2 separate regions of the Mus musculus genome follow, and region 1 is linked to region 2. The links are chromatin loops, found by intact Hi-C in ENCODE. Cell type or tissue: heart. All regions are shown on one strand. Each heading gives the region's core, and the rest is flanking DNA. Links, peaks and the distances in the headings are about the cores only.

The links. Hi-C counts contacts between places; a loop is a spot of excess contacts. Peaks named below come from ENCODE experiments on the same cell type or tissue, not always from the same donor. Only the 100,000 strongest peaks of a DNase experiment are listed, where the experiment ranks them.
Region 1: a loop joins it to region 2, with 2.0 times the contacts of the local background. A loop is called at or near these places in 3 of 42 quality-filtered maps.

What each region holds. Positions count from the first base shown.
Region 1 is chr19:29,944,053-29,953,835 of GRCm38, reverse strand. It overlaps Il33 (interleukin 33), which reads right to left. Exons shown (of 8, transcript NM_133775.3): 2 at 4,069-4,176; 3 at 1,735-1,860; 4 at 996-1,106. The coding sequence starts at 4,165. Among named protein-coding and RNA genes, the nearest start is that of Gm41832, 22 kb to the right of the region's middle. In heart, for the core only: a CTCF peak has its summit at 5,509 (motif pointing left); a DNase peak (open chromatin) is centred at 5,475; H3K4me3 peaks cover 1,116 bases; H3K27ac peaks cover 633 bases.
Region 2 is chr19:30,022,613-30,031,869 of GRCm38, reverse strand. It overlaps Uhrf2 (ubiquitin-like, containing PHD and RING finger domains 2), which reads right to left and starts at 1,357. Exons shown (of 16, transcript NM_144873.2): 1 at 939-1,357. The coding sequence starts at 1,091. In heart, for the core only: a CTCF peak has its summit at 1,530; a DNase peak (open chromatin) is centred at 1,429; H3K4me3 peaks cover 2,219 bases; H3K27ac peaks cover 2,500 bases.

The DNA.
Region 1 (9,783 bases), core at 4,274-6,773, 82 kb after region 2:
AAAATAGAAAGAATTTGCATGTGAACATCTAAACATCTAAACATCTAAACATCTAAACATCTAAAGTAATTTAAATCCAGTTTGTGAGAAACTGAATATTGACCAGGAGGTTAATGTATTTATATTAAACATATACTAAGTATATATTATATATATATATATATAATATATATACACACTATACATAAATACATTCTAAGTTGTTTTATATAAGATCACATATAAAAATAATATATATTAGAATGGCAATATGTGATTCTTAATCACGATTCCTTAGTGATGGGGCTGCTAATTTGTTAATTATTTAATTTGGCCTTTTGTTTGTCTTTGAGACAGTTTCTCACTATATAACTCTAACTGTTCTGGGACTCACTGTGTAGACCAGGCAGACCTGAACCCAAGGAATTCACCTGCCTCCCCCATTCTGGGATGGAGATTATATGCCATTATGCCCAACCCTCACTTTGAATTTTTCCCACATTGATAGAGACTACATGCAGAGCCTGGCACATGAGGCAAATGTTCTACCACTGAACTACACGCCCTGGGTTCTCTTCACTTCTTGATAATTACCATTTTACTTAGAACGCAGCAAAAATGGTCAAAAACTTTAAACTACTCTTCAAGCCACATCATGTTATTTTAAAAGATAGTTCCTTTATTTTCTTTCATGGTGAACATTTTGAAATGTGGGGACTGGTGCTTTGTTTTTTTCCTCTCTCCAAGGATATTACATTTATCAGGACTGATGAAGACATGCTCCCAACCTATAGCAAGTATTTCAAAATACAAGTGGAATGCTAACCATAGATTAAATAGGCACAGCTCCACCACACCCAATTTGGATAACCACTGAACTGGTACCCAAGCAGGAAACAAACGTTTCTAATACATATGAAGACATACTCCTGAGTTTGCTCTATGCAATAGCCCTTGCCAAGGCCCCATGTGCTATCTCCCACCTCACCCCACACATCCCCTATGACCAGTCATACCTTGGATGCTCAATGTGTCAACAGACGCAGCAAATGCTTGGATACTGCCAAGCAAGGATCTCTTCCTAGAATCCCGTGGATAGGCAGAGAAGTTCTCTTCATGCTTGGTACCTGCAAGACAGTAGTGGGGCTTGGGCTGAGTCAGCAATCTTCATTGTGCCAATATGCTATCTTTTTTGATGGCCAATATGGCGACGGTGGTAAGTGATCCTAGGGCTGTGGCCACCCAATGGTCTAATGGGATCAATTCCTCCTTAATAATGACGTAAAGTGAAGACCATTTGCACTCCAGTAGAGCACACCAAAGGAAGAAACAAACAAACAAATAAACAGAAAGCCACTCACCACAGTTACTGCCTTCCAAAGCAGCCACTATGAACCATTTAGTTTGTTTCCTCTATATTACAAAATATCACACCACATGATTACATATTTACACATAATCTTGTGTCTTCTGTTTTTACTCACCAGTGTATCCATTTCTAAAGTGGATTCTAGAATAGACTTTTTGAATATTTATTTAGAAATTCTAAAATAGAAAAACCCTTTCTAAAATGGCCAACACATTATCATCTGTATTCTTTTCCTCAAGGAGAATTTAGGTAAGAAAAACAATTGTGTGTGTGTGTGCGTGTGTGTGTGTGTGTGTGTGTGTGTGTGTGTGTGTGTGTGTTGTGTGTGTGTGTATGGAAAGTAAAAGCAAATAGATGCCCATCAGTCTTTCCAGAAATGTACTTACCCGATTTTAGTGAATATCTTTTCGTGGGTTCTTTCCTAAAATAACTAGTCTCCTTTCTTATGGTGAGGCCAGAACGGAGTCTCATGCAGTAGACATGGCAGAATTCTTTGGTCTTCTGTTGGGATCCTAACAATAGGAAAAAAAGAGGTAGATTTATGTAGGTCATATCCTATAATATACACGTGCCTCCAACAGAGGCTGGAACAGCACTACTTAGTTAACTTCATTAATTTTACAGCAAGCCACAGATAGGATATGCAAAATGAAATAGTCTTTTCTCCTTACTGTGACCAAGTCTTTGACAAGCAGCAACTTAAAGGAGAAAGGGATTAGTTTTGCTTGTGTCTCAGGTTCTTTATGGAGGGAAGGTGTGTCTATATCCGTATTCTCCTTAATTAGTTCTGGATCCAGCCCAGGGGATGTCGCAGCTACTCATTTTCAGGGTGGGTCTAAGCCAATCCTTTCCAGAGAATGCTGTCATAGACACATACCTAAAGACATGCCTCACGAATGCCTTGAGTGGTTCTGAATTCAATCAATTTGCCTTTTAAAATGAGCCGTTCCAGACCTTGGGATTTGATAGACAAGAGGCTGGAGTTGCATTTTGCTGCCACATGGTCTAAAGACATTAGGTCTTTAGAAATTTGGGGTTTTTTGTTTTTTTTTGGGTTTTTTTTTTTTTGGTGTTTTGTTTTCATAATTCCATTTGAAGGACCAAGTCTACATTCAGTATGGACCAATCTTTGCCTAACTGAGGGGCACGTTAACATCCATAGGAGATTTCTGCTCGTCATAATTTTTGGAGGATGGCTGTAAGCCATAAAGGTTATTGATACTAAAAGAACTGCCATTGACTGCATATAAAAACGAGGCCAAACACTCTGCTAATTACTTTTATGTGTCTTTTAACTTAGCCATTCATGATTATCTTGCAAAGTTTTATCTTAGTTTTACAATGATAATTCGAGGCTTTTAGGGTTCATGGCACTGCCCAAAATTACATAGCTCAGAGTTGTGCTAAGAAGTGTGTTACAGTTAAATGTTCCCACAGAATCTTGTCCTTGAGCACTTGGTCCCAAACTAGTGAAACTCTTTGGGAGATTGTGAAACTTTTGGGGCCTTGCTGATATACCTAGACCGTGGGGGACAGTCTCAGATTATAGCCTGGTCCTTCATCTCCCACTCTTGGGCGGTGCCATATGAGAAGTCCCTGGAAGCTAAGGCTACCAGAGATCAAACTGGTTCAGCCACCATCCCTGCTGTATCCTAATGGCCTGTATCTTCTAAGCTATGAAGCCTTTATGTTGCTTCTGCTGGGTATTTGGCCATAGCGGTGTAAAATTAATTAATGCAATATCTTTAATATCAAAGCTACTCATTAGACTCTACCTCCATCAAAGAAAAGGACCACTGGCCAGATGTGGTCGTGCCTCTAGTCCCAGTACCCAAGAGGCTAAAGCAGGAGGGTTGCGAGTTTCCAGATCAGTGTGAGCTACACAGAGTCTTATTTGGTAGGGGAAGAAGTAAGTGAGCACTGCCATCTGAGGGAGCAGTCAAATGCAAATTCAGGCAACGGAACTAAAAAGATTAACGAGTTATTTGTTAATTCTCATTTTACTTAGCCCAAGAAAAATTTAAGTCCCATGCAGAAAAGTCCATTGTGTTCTGGACATCGTAAATAGTATTCCAGGGTGAGATGGAGATGAAAACTAGAACATGTGAATTGTAAGATCTCAGTATTCGAAGCAAGCGCGGGCACCAATGTCAGGCATTCTGGCATGTCTACTCCACAAGGCAGTGCCGATAAAGGGCCTCGTTTTCTTGGATCTGAAGACAGTGCATTCTTTAATAGGAGGAAACTTGGGAACACCGAGTCACTTGCACTGAGTCATTATATCTGCACAGAGCATTATGACATAACTGCAAATGAAAGGATTAATTTAACTGTGATTTTTTTCTGGCCATTCAGAAACCACTGTCAATTTTTTTTCTTTTAAATCCTGGCTTTGAAAGAAGTGTGTGAGCAGTCCAGCACCTCGGGAAGGGCAGAAGGGGACATCGCTTTCCTTTCCCATCACCCTCTAACTTCCGTTCTGTCCACCAGAGCTCTGCTACCCTTCTTGTTACTAGTCCAAGAATAAGTGGTCAACTGTCCTATGTTGTACCAAATAACAACGGTGATGCTGTGAAGTCTGTTTAAGAAAACAACAAGCTGTCTCTCTTTCTTTTCAGCTCTTGTATACTTGAGAGTTTTTGGTAAGGTCGCCCGTCTTCATGTTGAAATAACAAATATTTGATAATAGATTTAATAGTGGTTAAAGAGAGCGCTCTTACTTCTTATTTTGCAAGGCGGGACCAGGGCTTCGCCTGCGGTGCTGCTGAACTTTGCCGGGGAAATCTTGGAGTTGGAATACTTCATTCTAGGTCTCATTTTTCAGGTTTCTGTGGGATTGAAATATAACATTAATCCAACTATATGGACCTGAAGTCATCAGAAGCAACCTTGGCTATCTCACCATGAAACTGATAGCCATACAGGGGGGAGGGGGGAGAATAAAATTCAGCATAGTATTCTGACTCTACATTTAGGCTAGAATCTAGCCATAGAATCAAAGAATAAAGTAATGAAAGCACAGAGAAATCTGAGGCTGAGTAGTCTTAGTGTTAATGCCATGTTTGTGTTGAAATCTCAGTACTGTTTTGTTGTAGTATATAGCAAAAAAAAAAAAAAAATAGCGATACTGATCTTGTATGATTTCTCACTGTAGGGGGGTAAGAAATATAAATACGTAACTCAGAAGCCAAGGCAAATGCCCTGCGATGTTAGATTTGAGTCAGTATTAAACAAGCAGTGTGTGTACACATTTTATTTTCTAAATATTTTCTCCACTGGAAGGAACTTTGACTCCAGATTCGTGGTCAGGAAAGTAATAATGACCATAAAACACGTTATGCCAGAAAACGTCCAGCTATTAAAAAACTAAATGAGTTTGTGTCAAAAGCATGTGGGAGCCACCGTGGAGGGTTTCCTCGGGTCAGATTTGGCACCAGCTGAATGTTTAAAAAGAGTAATGGCAGGCAGTGATCAAGATTAAGCATGGTTCCTCAAGAATAAATGGAGTAAGGTTGCCGATTTTCTCACAAGTTCAAAGACCAGGGTAACAAAGGACAAACCAAAGCCCAAGGAGATCTAGTGGAGAAATCACTGGGCATAAAGGGGGAAAACCAAAACAACAACAAAAACAACAGGGCAATTAAAACTCATGGAGAAACAAAAAGATAACACGAAGTAGGAAGCAGTCCAGAGCTCCAGTCCCGGTTCCAGGCATTGGTGGGGGATGGGGAGAGGGACTGGGAAGGATTAGGAGGGAGGGAGCAACAATCACAAGTTCATCTGGGTTTAGGCTACCAGAAGAATAGAATTGCGCTGCTCGCAGCGCAGCGGGAGAAACCCATGGTTAACAGTACAGTTCTCACAAGCCAGGGCAGAAATTAGGTCTAAGGGCGAGTTCCTGTCCACTGCTGCCTAGAGTAAAGACGCCACACCGTCACTCTCCGGTAGTTTAAAAGTGTTGTGACCAGCAGCAACTCTGAAGATCAGAAAATACAGACAGGTGCCAAATCAGGATGCCTGGGAACGCTGCCATAGTGACCGGCTATGAGGCAATCCTGGAAGGGATTGGTTCGGATGAACGAACCAATGAGAAGTTTCAATTACGGGGAGCCTGCTCAGTTGAGGAAGGAAGACACAGTGATCAGTGCTCCCGCCCTCTGGTGGCGAGGACTACTCAGCTCCTGGGATTGGGGATGACTGAGGCCTCCAAGCAGGTAGCTGAAGATTACTTATAAACCAGGACAGGCTGATTGCTCTTCCATCTGGACATAACTAGGAGAGCCGTTTGCTCCCTTCATTCTGAGGTGAACTAGGTGGACTTTGCCACAGTCGCGGACTCCAGAGAGCCTCAGTGAATGATAACCTGCCCAAGCCTAAGGAATGTAGACATCGTCGGGGGATGCCATGGCCCCATAAGTGCAAAGGAAGAAAGCATCTACGCTTTTACAGTCTAGAGTAAACACAGCCCTGAGGCTGAGGATGGGTGCTCTCAACTGGCCTCGCTATTCTAGCCAGCTTAGTGGGAGCAAGCTCTAGCCCTCTGCCCTCTGCTCACAGACCCGGAAAGGTGCTTCCGTCTCTCTTTTTATTTTCCTCTCATTTAAAACTATTACTTATTATTTTGATTTTTAAAAACATTTTTATCCCTCTTCTGTCTAATTTTATCTACTTCTTTTACATTTGAGTTTTAAATCTTGTTATCTTCCCCACACTGTTTCAACCTTAACACATTGTCTATTTTTTCTTAAATTTTTTAAAAATCAAAATATAATTATGTCATACTCAGGCCAATAGAACCGTCTAATTCTTGCTAGTGGCATCAAAAACACATCAGAAAAATATAGCCTTAAAAATTTTTTTAAACTGGGAGAGCTGGATATCCATGTGTAGAAGAATGAAAGTAGAACTTATCTCTTATCCTGTACCACCCCCCCAATGAAACTAAAACTGTTATCTCTTCTCTCTCCCTCCATTATCATCCTCTCTCTCTCTCTCTTTTGTTCAAAAGGATTAAAAATTAACTACTCTATAAAAGTTACAACTCTGCTTTGAAGGGAACCATTTATTCTGAGCCAGCGATGATAGCTGATCATGGCTTAGTAGCATTGATTCAAGTTTCCCTAAACAATGCACTCCTAAGCGGAAAGCAGTCGCATGAAGGCTTTCAGGCAAAGAACAAAGGCAACCATATGCCAGCCAATACATCCAACAACTGCATCAGTTGACAACTTCGAGGAGGTGCGGGGTGCGGCTTGGGGGGTGGGAGTCGGGTGGATTAGAACTTGGTATTTTATTTCAAACACTCAGCCCTTCTTATACTCAAAGCAAATGGCCAGCTTCTTGAAATATTAATATTCTTGAAATAGTAATAATAAATTTCGGAAGATGTTAACTAACATAAGGCAGAGTTCCCTGAAGAAGCTGCGGCTGGGTTAAATAATCCCACGTACTCTTCTCGTTCACTGAGTAAAATATTGTCATTGTCTTGATCATTGGTCAATGATCAAGAGCCAAACTTTATCTCTGGCTGTCTTAGGCTTTTTGTGTAAACAGCCATTTCTTTTAATAATGGCATCTGATTTGATACTCTCAGAATGGGCTGTTTATGCATAGCACAAAGCTAAGAAGCTGCAAGCATTCAAAACCTACAAGAGAGACCTCCTCCTTCTTGTGTCTTCTGTGTGTCGAACGTGTTATGACTAATGCAGTTATTGAATACATTGGTGTATGGTGGCCTTTATTCTTTGCCTGAAACCCTTAATGTAATGGCTTTCACTTAGGAATGTATCATTTAGGGTAACTTGAATCCATACTACTAAGCCACAATGGTCAGTCATCCTTTCTGGCTCAGAATACATAATTTCCTTTAAAGCAGAGTTATAGCTTTTACAGAATAGTTAATTTTTAAGCCTTCTGTGTGGGGTAATAGGATTAGCTAACCACATAAAGGTCAGATTTTCAGTTGGGCAGGAAACAGTTTAAATAATAGCCTGCCTGTACCAGGAGGAATTGAGGTCCCTTGCTCACTGCTAGTGCTGAGCTTCTGAGCTGCTTCCTGAAACAGTGCTGATTTCTGTTTTCTCTTTCACCAGAGGGTGCATGTGTCCTAGAAACAATGTTTTTCTAGTCATTAAAATTGTCTTTTAAATAAACCTGTGTGTTGCAGTCGATAGCCTCTCTTCTTGGAGACTTAGAGTTCATGCATGTTAACATAATAACAATACCAGCAGCCCCTCACTGAGACGCCCTGCCTGCCTTTGCCTTTCTCTATCTTCAGTTAATTATTTGATCTCCTAACCTTCCCTTCCCTTTCGTCCTCCCTTGGACGAGCTTGAGCAAACTCATGTAGAAGAACTTTGCTCTAAAGGACTACTAGCCTGCGTGGTTGAACAGATAAGAAACTAAGGAGTGAGCATTAAGGACAGATACATCGACCAAGACTGTCAGCATCTTTATCACAATTGCAGAACTAAAAGTATAACCCAGAACTGGTTTCAAATCCCATTCTGATAAACAAGCCACTTTCTCCAGTAACAAGTCTTTTCTCTCTTTATATCAGAATCATTTGAGAGCTGATAGATGCTACTATTGGTTCCCCTCAGAAACAGAGAGATTGACCTGGCACTCACCTCAATACAGACAGGAAATAGCTGGTCTTGAATGCTGTACTTTCCTGCAGTGAGCCCCGGTGGAGAGCTAACACAGTCGCGCTTCAGTTCTATTTATATGGTAGCTCAGATTAAACAACTTTGGTAACAGAAGCTGATGAGTAAAGTTATGCAAATGGAGCGATATGAATGGAATGTGAGGGTGTGTAGCTGTTCCCAGGAGACAGATTCCCCACAGACCCGTCCTTTCAGAGATATACTTAATTACTGGCTTTTAAATGTAACTTTTAAAACAGATGCTCAGTGATGCCTTTGCTGGAGAAAGTTGGTTTTTTGTTTGTTTGTTTTGTTGTTTTGTTTTGTTCTTTTGTTTCTTTCTTTCAGGTAAATATTTTTCTGATTGTAAAAAGGATATATGCGTGCCCTTAGAAAATATGTAAATGTCTAGAAAGTATCTATGCTCTCAAGTTTTTTCTTTCCTCTATGGGGCTATGTCACACACGTATCTGTTTCTTTTCTTTTTTTAAAAATTTTTTTTAAAGATTTATTTATTTATTATATGTTAGTACACTGTAGCTGTCTTCAGACACTCCAGAAGAGGGAGTGTCAGATCTTGTTACAGATGGTTGTGAACCACCATGTGGTTGCTGGGATTTGAACTCTGGACCTTTGGAAGAGCACTCGGGTGCTCTTACCCACTGAGCCATCTCAACAGCCCTGTGTATCTGTTTCTAATTGGGAAGTGGAATCCTACTGCAAATGCTTCTTGAGCCGGTGTTTTCTTGAGCCGGTGTTTTCCGTTCTCTAAAATGAACCCTGGATCCTGAGTGTTTTCTGCTTTCAATCTTGTAAGTTAAAATAAACCAGTTCCTTAGTGCTTAACACTGGGCTCTTTCTAGGCTTCTCCTTTCTGTTCCCTTGACATTAGTATTCCAGCCAAAGTGGGGTGGTGCATGTGCACGATTCTTAGAAAATGTTGAAGTTCCTTGCTAACATTAATTTATAATTAATTTGCAATTTACCTCTGGATCAAGAGGTGCATGCACCTCGTGATTTAATAGTTATTTCCATGTGACTTCCAAAAGTCTATGTTGGTTTGTAGTTGGTCAACAGTCTGCATGAGTTTCCCCGCCCCTGCTCCCATTCTCCCCTCCCCACCCTGAGGTGGCAATACATCTTGTCACCTTTGACACACTTATCTTTCTAAAGAATAGAAATATTTTGTGGACACTACTCTGAGTGTTAGGGTCTTCGGCTGAATAAAAAGGAGAAAGTGAGCTGAACACCACCTTTCATAGCTTTCTGTTTGCTGGGTGAGGCTACCACGTGACCAGCTATATCAGAATTCCTGCTGCCGTGCATTCTCAGTCGTGATGGGCTGTACCACCTGACCTGTGAGCTGCAATGAACCTTATCTTCCCTATCTTCTTACTGTTGCTTCTACCAGGAATTTTATCACAATAATGAGATACAGTCTCTAAGTTAAGAAAGTAACCCCGTCAGCAATGTTAATTGAAACATTGTCCCTTGGTACTATTTATTGGATTTTTAAATGAAATTTCAATTTATAAATTTTGTGTGGAAATATCTAATTTCTAAATATCATATAGAAATATTCAATACTTTCATTTTAAAATTGTGGGTTTTGTGTCTCAACTTAGGATATCTTTTGCATCTATGACTAAAAGATTTGCTTATGCTATTTTCTAATATTTATTATTTAACATTTTTTTTATTTGTTTGGTTTTTCAAGATAGGGTTTCTCTGTGTTGCCCTGGCTGTCCTGGAACTCACTCTGTAGGCCAGGCTGGTCTCGAACTCAGAAAT
Region 2 (9,257 bases), core at 1-2,500:
AAACTCAGGACTGGAGCCAAACTGTGGTCAACTGACTGCAGGATGCCAACTTTTTTAGTGGACTAAAGACAAAGGCAAGAAAAACAATGTGGGTCTGGGTGTCTAATCATAAGACTCTGAGACTTACTGGATAGGAAACGTCTTAGCCTCATCAGGCAGAGCCTTACTTAAAATTAACGGAGATGCCCACAAGCACCCTTGTGGCCCAACACAACTTTCTGGCTTTTTTTGAATTACTGCTGATTATGCTGAAAGGTTTGAGTTGAAAGCCCGAACTTAGGGGACACACAAAGATGAGAGGTAAAGTTTATGGGGAAATAATCTGTCCGTATATTCAACAGACTTAAACCCGACTTCAGGTTACAAACATCGTTCCTTAAATTAGAGGTCTCTGATCTTTTACAGAACAAATCCCCAGTCTGAGACTGACGACAAGGAAGGAGGGGCACGCATTCTACCACCGTTCCGATGTTCAGTGTTCAAATCCTTCTAGTGAGGAAACAGGGATAAGGTGCTTCCCTTTCCACGTCGCATCTAGGAGCCGGGGGCACGGAAAAGAAGCAAGTCCTTAGAGGAGTCGGAGACGGCGCTGCGAATAAAGCCAGCTCGTCCCTCCCGCGCCCCGGCATGGCTGCCGGAGCCTGTTGCCTTTCCAGGCTCCGATCCCCCCCCCCCCCAAAGGCGGGAAGAGGATCCCCCAGGACCCTCGGAGGCTATGTCCGTGGCCGCTGCCAGCGACAACACCGCGTCCCGCACCTTCCGACCCGCTAGGCGCGCTTGGGGGGAGGGGGGGGGCAGCCGCAGGCCCGAGCTCCAGGCCCCGCATCCCGCGCCCCGCCAGCGGCCCATCCCGAGCACAGCGGGGCGCAGCCCTGGACACCCAGCCTCGTCCCGGGGCGCCGGCTGCTCGCGCCCGGGCTCCCCGCGGGGCGCCTCACCTGCTTGCCCCGGTAGAACAGGCGCTGGCACTCGGGCCTTACATCGAAGAGCGCCCAGACCCGCTCGCGCAGCTCCTCGATGGTGGCTTTGCGAGAAACGTCCTCGATGGTGCGCGTCTGGGAGCCGTCGATGGTGCGGACCTGGATCCACATCGCGGCGGCACGGGGACAGGGGACCAAGCCCCTTTGTCTGGCCCTGCGCTCGGGCCGCCGCGCCGCGCCCCGCCCGGTCCCCGCCGCCTCCCCGGGAGGATCCGGTTCTCTGCGGCGGCGACTCGGCGAACGCGGGTGCGGGCGAGGACTGACGCTCTTAGACCGCGCGACCGCCCGCCCGCCCCTCCTCGGTGGAAGGAAACCGGAACCCGCCCGAGGTGCGAGCGCAGCCCGCGCCTCACAAATAGGAAGGAGCCATGGCTCGGCGGCGCGCACTGTTTACTTATAGAGATGCAGCTCCCACATGGAGGTCACGGCGCCAACCCGGATCTCGCGAGATCCACGCGGGGCTCCGCCCCACGCACAGCCTGGGGGGCGCTAATATGGGAGGGGGCGGGGCCTCCAGAGCCGTTACTCGGAGGAGGGCGGGGTTGGGCAGGCTCGCCGAGGCCAGCTCGCCCTGTGCCCTCGTTGTCGTTGGTCACCTCGCAGTCTCCTGAGGCCTAGACTCCATGGTCTCAAAAACGCACGAACAATAGCTAGCCGTGCTGCGCGCTGGCGTGAGCAAGAAATGGGGATGCAGCCTACGTTCCCGAGACTTCACACCAGGGTGTGCGCCCGCCACGCGGCCTCTCCCGGGGCGCGTCGGCTTGATGGACGTGCTTCCCGCCGAGGAAACCCGCTTCCGGGAGGCCCCAGGGCAGAGGCCTCGCACCCACGTTTCCCGACCGGAGAGCCGGAGCGGGAGCTGGACCTGACCGAGTGGGCCTTCTGCGCTAAGGGCGCCTTTAGCCGCAGGGATCCTGGCTTTGCAGGACTGTACACCTCCGATCCAAAAATCCGGAGATCCCAGGGCGGGATACGGCCCCCACACTCAGGGGACCCATCCAAAAATGGAAGACTTAAGAGAGAAAGCAAAGCAAACGCATTATCTTACATTCACCGGTATCCGTAATGTCAGTACTAATCATTCCCATGAGGATAAGAGGCACAACTTTGTAACAACCAAATTGATTAGTCAAGATGGCCTAAATGGAAATACAGGAAGAGTGAAATGTGCGTCAGCTCGAGATATGAATATATATATATATACCTAGAGCCTCTAAGTTACCTCGACAGCTTCCTAGTTAACTAAAACATTTAGTTGATAAGGCAACAGATACATCTGAGAACATCTAATCTGACCCATGAAGGGATCAACTATTTGTTGTTACAAGGATATGCTAGGGTCTCGGGCTGTTATTCGTGGTGCACTGCCAACGGTGTGCTGCAGTCTGAAGCCTTGAGTCTTGGGCTCACGGGTTGGGACGCGCGAGAATTGCAGTCTTTCTGTTTAACTGTGATCTTGAACAAACTGCTTCAATTTCCTCCAGGTAAAATAGTGCTCATAAACACCGAGGGAATGTTAGCTTCCTTGCCACTCCCTTAGTAGCACACAAGAAGGTATTTTAGAGCTTTTGTTATTAAGAGAATTTAGATAAACTGGGAATATTCAAAGAAGATAGGGTGCTTAAGCAAAGACTGGGAGTGCATTTTCACACATCAGAAGACACTACACTTCTGAGAGAGGTTGACTAAATAATGAAGGGCAAGTGTGAACATTAGCATTCAAAGACTTTTGTAGGCCTCCCGGGGAAACCTGGGCTTTTTGAAATGTGCATTGATGTGTTTAAGTATTTAGAATGACAATAGAACAGAGTGCGGAAGGAGGCCTTAGGGAAAAAAGCAAGCTGTGGGAAGGTGAGAGAGGCTGAAATTTAGCCAAGAGCCAACTGTTGTCCATTTTGGAAAAATTAGAGATAGTGAGAAGAATAAATTGTTGAGTGTTCTAGGAAACCCAGCTCCTGAAAGTTGTAGAATTTGTGAATGTGAAAAGGGAAGAAAATGGAATGAGTTCCATTTGAGTTGTGTGGCATTTGAAATATATCTCAAATGTGCCTACAGTGGAGATGCCTGGTAGTTGAAAAGAACTGTCTAAGAGAGTGAAGGGAAGAAGGAGTTTCTGAGAGGAGGAAAGTCTTTTGGCTTGATAGAGATGCCTACATTTTGGCGAATAGAGAAATAGGTGGGGGGGGCTGGTGAGATGGCTCAGTGGATAAGAGCACCCGACTGCTCTTCCGAAGGTCCGAAGTTCAAATCCCAGCAACCACATGGTGGCTCACAACCACCCGTAATGAGATCTGATGCCCTCTTCTGGTGTGTCTGAAGACAGCTACAATGTACTTACATATAATAAATAAATAAATCTTAAAAAAAAAAGAGAGAGAGAGAAATAGGTGGTACGGATAGGGAAGAGAATAAGGGGATATTGGGTGGGAAGTTATAACCTGAAGAGTTGACCATGTCAGCTGGGGGGGGGGGGGCGGGCGGGGTTTGAACATTTACCGTTTGCTCATATGTTACATTTTTATATGCTTACAATTCCACAGTTAGAGATCCTCTTAAGAAAAAGTAGGGGTTTATCTTCTGCCTATTGCTGGTATAAATGAAAGTATCAATCACTTCCCTGTTCTTAGGGCTGATCTGCACAGAGATGCCACAAAGGATGTTTCTGCTGCTCTCTTAGAGATTAATCAGGAAGAAAGCCCAGTGTAAGACTTTGGTCTGGTTAAAGGCTTTTGTTGTTATTGTTCTTTGGTCTTCATTCTTTCTTGCTTATTTGAAAATCTCATGTAACCCTGACTGTTCTCAAATCCATTGCATCATGCTAGGATTGTATCCAATTTCATATCCTCCCATTATGTGAGAACAATAAACTTTTTTTTTAAGACACCACTCACATGTCTACCTCTCTGTCATAGGTTAGTTGTGTTCAAAACAGCAAGGTTCCCAGGTCTTGCTCTCTTCTAACATGGATAGCAGCCATATTGGATTAGGACCCATCCTAACAACTTTATGTAACCTTGTCTCATTAAAGCCTCTATCTCCATACATTGTCATACGAGGAGCTAGATTTCAAAACATTAATTTTAATATGCCGTGGGACATAAATTGTGGGACGTAAAATCATGCCAGGAAGTTTGGTAAAGTAGAGCAGGCTGAAACCTGGAGACTCGGGTTGGGGGTGGGAGGGGGCGACACACCTGAGATTTAGGCGACTTCCTGCTCCCTGTCAGACTCCTGGGCTGGAGCATGTGCCATGCTTCTCACATAAAAGAAATGAGTCCTAAGGTCGCATAGGCTCCAAACAGAGTTCTCCATGCTAATGAGGTACCTAGAGGCCCTGAGGGCTTAGCCAATAAGCTTCCCTTCCTGGATATTCCTCTCTGCAAAAGGTATTTAATCTCAGGCCTACCCTGAAAAGTGGTAAATGCATTATGGTACATTATGCATCCATTTTCCACCATGAACAAGCAATAAAGTGTTTGGAACCATGACCGTCTCTTGTCAAATCTGCCATGAGGAACCTGGGGAAGGCCTTTGTCTACAGAGCTGCAGCTTTATTCTCGCCATAGAAGGTTTCTTTGCGCTCCTAGCCACTATCTCCACCAAGACTGCCACTGCTAAACGAAGTACAATCACCCACGGGGACAAGCCAGGGCTCCCCTCCCCACTTCCCTTATCTCCCCCTCACTAGACACTGCCCCCCCATCCCCAGCCAGTGAGTCCCCAACTCCATTTTCTGATCTTCTGCGATTTCCAGCAGCTCCTGGATGTCCAAGAGTCTGAGAACCCCATGGCCCTGGCCTCATCACAGACCCAGGGACGCCTGAGCCAGCTCCAGCTTCCCCACAAGACTGTGCTTTCCCACCCCCAGAGCAGTGACTTAGTGATTCCAAACAGCCCAGCACCCACCCCGACAGCATTGTGGGGCAAGCAGAGTCAAACTCCCAGCATTCTGCCTCCCCAGGAGGCTGTGCCTGTGGCAGAGCAGATGTGGACCGACAATATACTAATATGTAAAAATAGAGGAGAGGACACAAATGAGTCCACATCCGATTTCTAAGACCATTCTGTTCGATGTTACTCTATTTACATTTATTTATTTTGTATGTGTGTTATAGCATACACGTGGAATTAAGAGAACACTCCTTCCTCACCAGCTGGAGTTGGCTCTTTCTTTCTAACATGTGAGCCTGGACTCAGTCATCAAGCTTGGTGTCAAACAACCTCATACACTGAGCAACCTCTGACAAGGGCATGCTGTCTGCCACACCACACTTACTCTCTCTGAATTTCTTTTCTTTCTTTTCTCTCTCTCTCTCTTTTCTTCCTTCCTTCCTTCCTTTCTTTCTTTCTTTCTTTCTTTCTTTCTTTCTTTCTTTCTTTCTTTCTTTCTTTCCTTTTTGACAATTAAATTTCATTTGGCATATTTGCTAGCACTGCATAATATGGGCATCAATTTCAACCAATGTTATTCCCTCAGGGGTGCTGGGTGGACTCCAGGCCCTTCTGGTAGGACGGTGCTCTGCCATCAAGCCACATCCAAGCCCCTGGACCATATTCCCTTTCTCACCCATCATTTTTCTCCCATGAGCAATCACAATAATTGCAACCCTCAAGGAGCATATTTTGGATGCAACACCCTCCTTTTAAAAGATCTGTCTTAATCTGTGGACTAGTTGTGTGTGTGTGTGTGTGTGTGTGTGTGTGTGTGTGTGTGTGTGTGTGTGTATGTGTCTGGAGAGACAGCTTAGTGGGTAAACAGGCTTGCCACCAAATTTGCACAGCTCTCATAGAGATAATGCCGGCTTCCCATTTGTTTTAACGGCCGTACCAATCCTAGCTCTTACACCTCCATATGTGCACATCACTCCCTGAACCCCAGGGTTCTCGGATGCTTGTGGCAAGAGCTCTCGGGTCCCACCTTACTCATCTGGATCCAGTGGGTAAGGATGTACCATTGTACAGGAGGCAAAGATGACTAAGGAGAGATGGAAATTGGGAGGGAACCGGCAAGTCATTTCCTACCCTTCGTTTTCCTGACCACAATTCCAAGCTAAGGTGTCTGTCCTAGAGAGGGCCGCAGCACTGGGCTGCTGTGCACCTTACTCAGCTTAGTGAGTAAAGTCAGCTTTGTCACATCGACTCCCTTTTCCTGCACCCCTTCTTTTTCTTCCTTCTTGCTTCCTTCCTCCATCATTAAAATTAGCACAAATGATTTGCCACTGTTTGGTGGCAGCAGTGGGAGAAACTGAAGTTAAGAAAACAGATTCAGGAATTAGCCCTAAAGAGCAGACTTTTGGGCTGGGATTTCGAGTACCTTCTTGACTGAAGGCAGTAGGTTCGTTGTTGACGGTGAGCCCTTTAGAACCCCGCAGGGAGACCACAGCTGATTAGCCTGTGGTTATCTGGGAAGGAGAGTCAAGGAACAAGGAGATCCGTACGTGGGAAATAATAACCACAAGGCTTCTGAGATGGGTGGCTGCCTTTGTAAGTCTTATAAAAAGAAAAGAGTACAGTAAGTACTGCTAACTGCTTGCTTAAATACCCTCTGGAAACCTAAATCTCGATAGCAGTCAGGCCCCAGGGTAGAAGGGCTAGAAAATCACATCCACATTTAATTCTAAAGATAGCAGCGATGTATAAAATACATTTGCGCCTTGAATGAATATACCACATGGAAGCTACTTACCACCCGCATGGTGAGGAGGGCTTTGAGACCTGGGCTGGGGGTATTCTGAATGAACAAAGCCAAGAATGGTGAACTGAAAACGTCCTCGAATGTTGGTGGGCTAGTGGATTTCTCGGATCCCTCTCATCAATGGAGAGCAGAGCCTCTTGCCTTGAGACTGTGAGCCCCACTGAGGCAGACATTCAACAGGATGATAACTGTACTATTCAAAAACTGCCTCCACTAAATCTGTTTTTTTTTTTCTGCTGTTTTGTTTTGTTTTGTTTGAGAGTAGGTTTCTTAACATAGCTCTGGCTATCCCAAAACTCTGTAGACCATGCTGGCCTTTAACTCAGAGATCCCTTCTGCCTCTGCTTCTTGAGTGTTGGGGATTAAACATGTGCACCACCACTGCCTGGCTCCAAATCTTATTCTTTCCAGGCCAGTAACCTGGATCACTACAGTACAGCCTGAGAGGGAAGGCTCTGCCTGAGAAGTAAATAGCTTACCTATAAAACAAGTAGCAAATCTGGCAGTTATGTGTGATGGGAAGCAGAAACGTGTGGGAGTGGGTTTTGAAGATGCCATATTGGGGGTGGAGGTGATCATAGCACTGGAAGGGGAGAGGTCCCTGGCGAGGATAGTCTCCATGACTAAGGACCTAGAGATTCTTTAAATATGTTTCTACTTTCTAGTCATTGACACACGAACATGTTAGGAGCTTATAGTCTGTGAACTAAAATTACCAGACATCTTGACATAGCACTGGGCAGAAGGGACCCGGATCAGGGAAATAGCACTATCAGAATGGATTTACCAGGAAACTCATTACTATGTTCCCTTGGAAGGAACAGGGGGGCATTTTCATCCCTGACACAATGGAAAATATTCTTATGCTAGGTACATTAGCCTATTTAAAACACTGAGATACCTGTTTTCTGCAAGCTATGCTTATAGATGTGGCCATGGGATTAGGCTGCCTAATATCTACAGGATGATAGGGTTCCAGAATGACAGAGACCAGTGTCAGCACCTAATTCTGATAGGTAAAACAGCTATAATTATTATAACAGGTTATCAATGAGAGTGCTTTAGTCTACACAGATTTATGGCTGTTTTAGGGAAAAGGCAGGCAGAAAATGGTATATTATTTGATTTGTAAAATGTAAGAAATTAAGAGGGAGAAAGAAGAAAGCTGTTATCAGAGTTGCATTGGGGACACAACCTAATTTCAAGAACTAGACCAGGTCAAATGCCCAGAGTCTACTGACCAAGTGAGAGAACAAAATTCCCTTGAGAAAAATCTTGACAGTGCTTCCTAAGTAAGTACACTGGACTGTTCCTAAACAGACTCTGGGCATTTGCAAGAATAACTGTGCTAGGGTCTGCAAGTTTTTGCTAGGGATATTCTCCTAGTCTTTGAATGTTGTGCGCGCCCTACTTGCCAGCAAAACAGACGCCACAACAGGATCCTTCTGCACACGTTTATTGGGAGAGCTTGATTGCAGAGGCAAGAAAAGACCCCGAGCCCCAGAACTGGCACTGCTTATATAGGCCTAGGAGAGGCGTGTCTCACACCCGATTGGTTATGTTTTCAGTACCTCATTTACATGTCCACACCTGATTGGTCTATGTATTCAGTACATCATTTACATGCCTCATTTACATACCTACACCCGATTGGTCATGCATTCAGTACCTCATTTACATACCTTGGGCCAGGCAGTGACTCTGAAAAAACTCTACTGCACATGCGCACATTGGTTATTTACCCAAACTTATAGGTGGTGGCCAGCGGTAGCCAGCGCCACCTTGTAATGGCGTATGTGGCTTCCCACAGAACGTATATATGAATTAAGGGTTCTGTCTGGTGGCAGCAGTGGGGAAAGTTGAAGCTAAGAATATGGCTCCATGAATTAGTCCTAAAAAGTAGACTTCCAAGGTGGGATTTCAGTTACCCATTTCAGCTACCAAGTTTCTTGAGAGAATAACCATGGGCCCATATCCTAAGGGTTCCACAACTTCCCAAAGCATGCCACCACTTGGGGATCAAGTGTTCAAACACTTGAGTCTGTAAAGACAGTTCACATCTTCCCTTTAAAAGCTGTGAGCACATCTGTTGCGTGAAATATAAAAAAGCAACCCACACTAGCGCTGGCTCTGCTCTAGAAACATGGTTTCCCTGCCCCCTAGGTTCCCATGGTCCCCATGCAGCGGCACCCAGCCCAACTCGCAGTTCTCTTGTTGCTGACCCTGCTCACATTCCCAGCCATCTGCCTCCTGCGGTTGTTAGCTGTCACAAATCCCCGTAACCCAGTAAAATTAAAACTCTAGAGGCTTGTAATTTATCAGCCAGATTTATATCAGTAAATTCTCAACCCACAAAACGCCCACACTATGTACTCTGAGCCAATTGATATTGATACAAGCTACTCACCTAGATTGGACAAATTGTCCTGAATTAATGCATTCCTTCTATGATATTCATAGCTACCTGTAGCTATTTAAACCCATGCGATTCAGGTTTGTCCTTCTCTTCTTCCATTTTCCTTCCCTCTCCCTGTGTGTTGCTATCTGTCCCATCTCTAAAACTCTTAGCCCGCCTTTTTTAT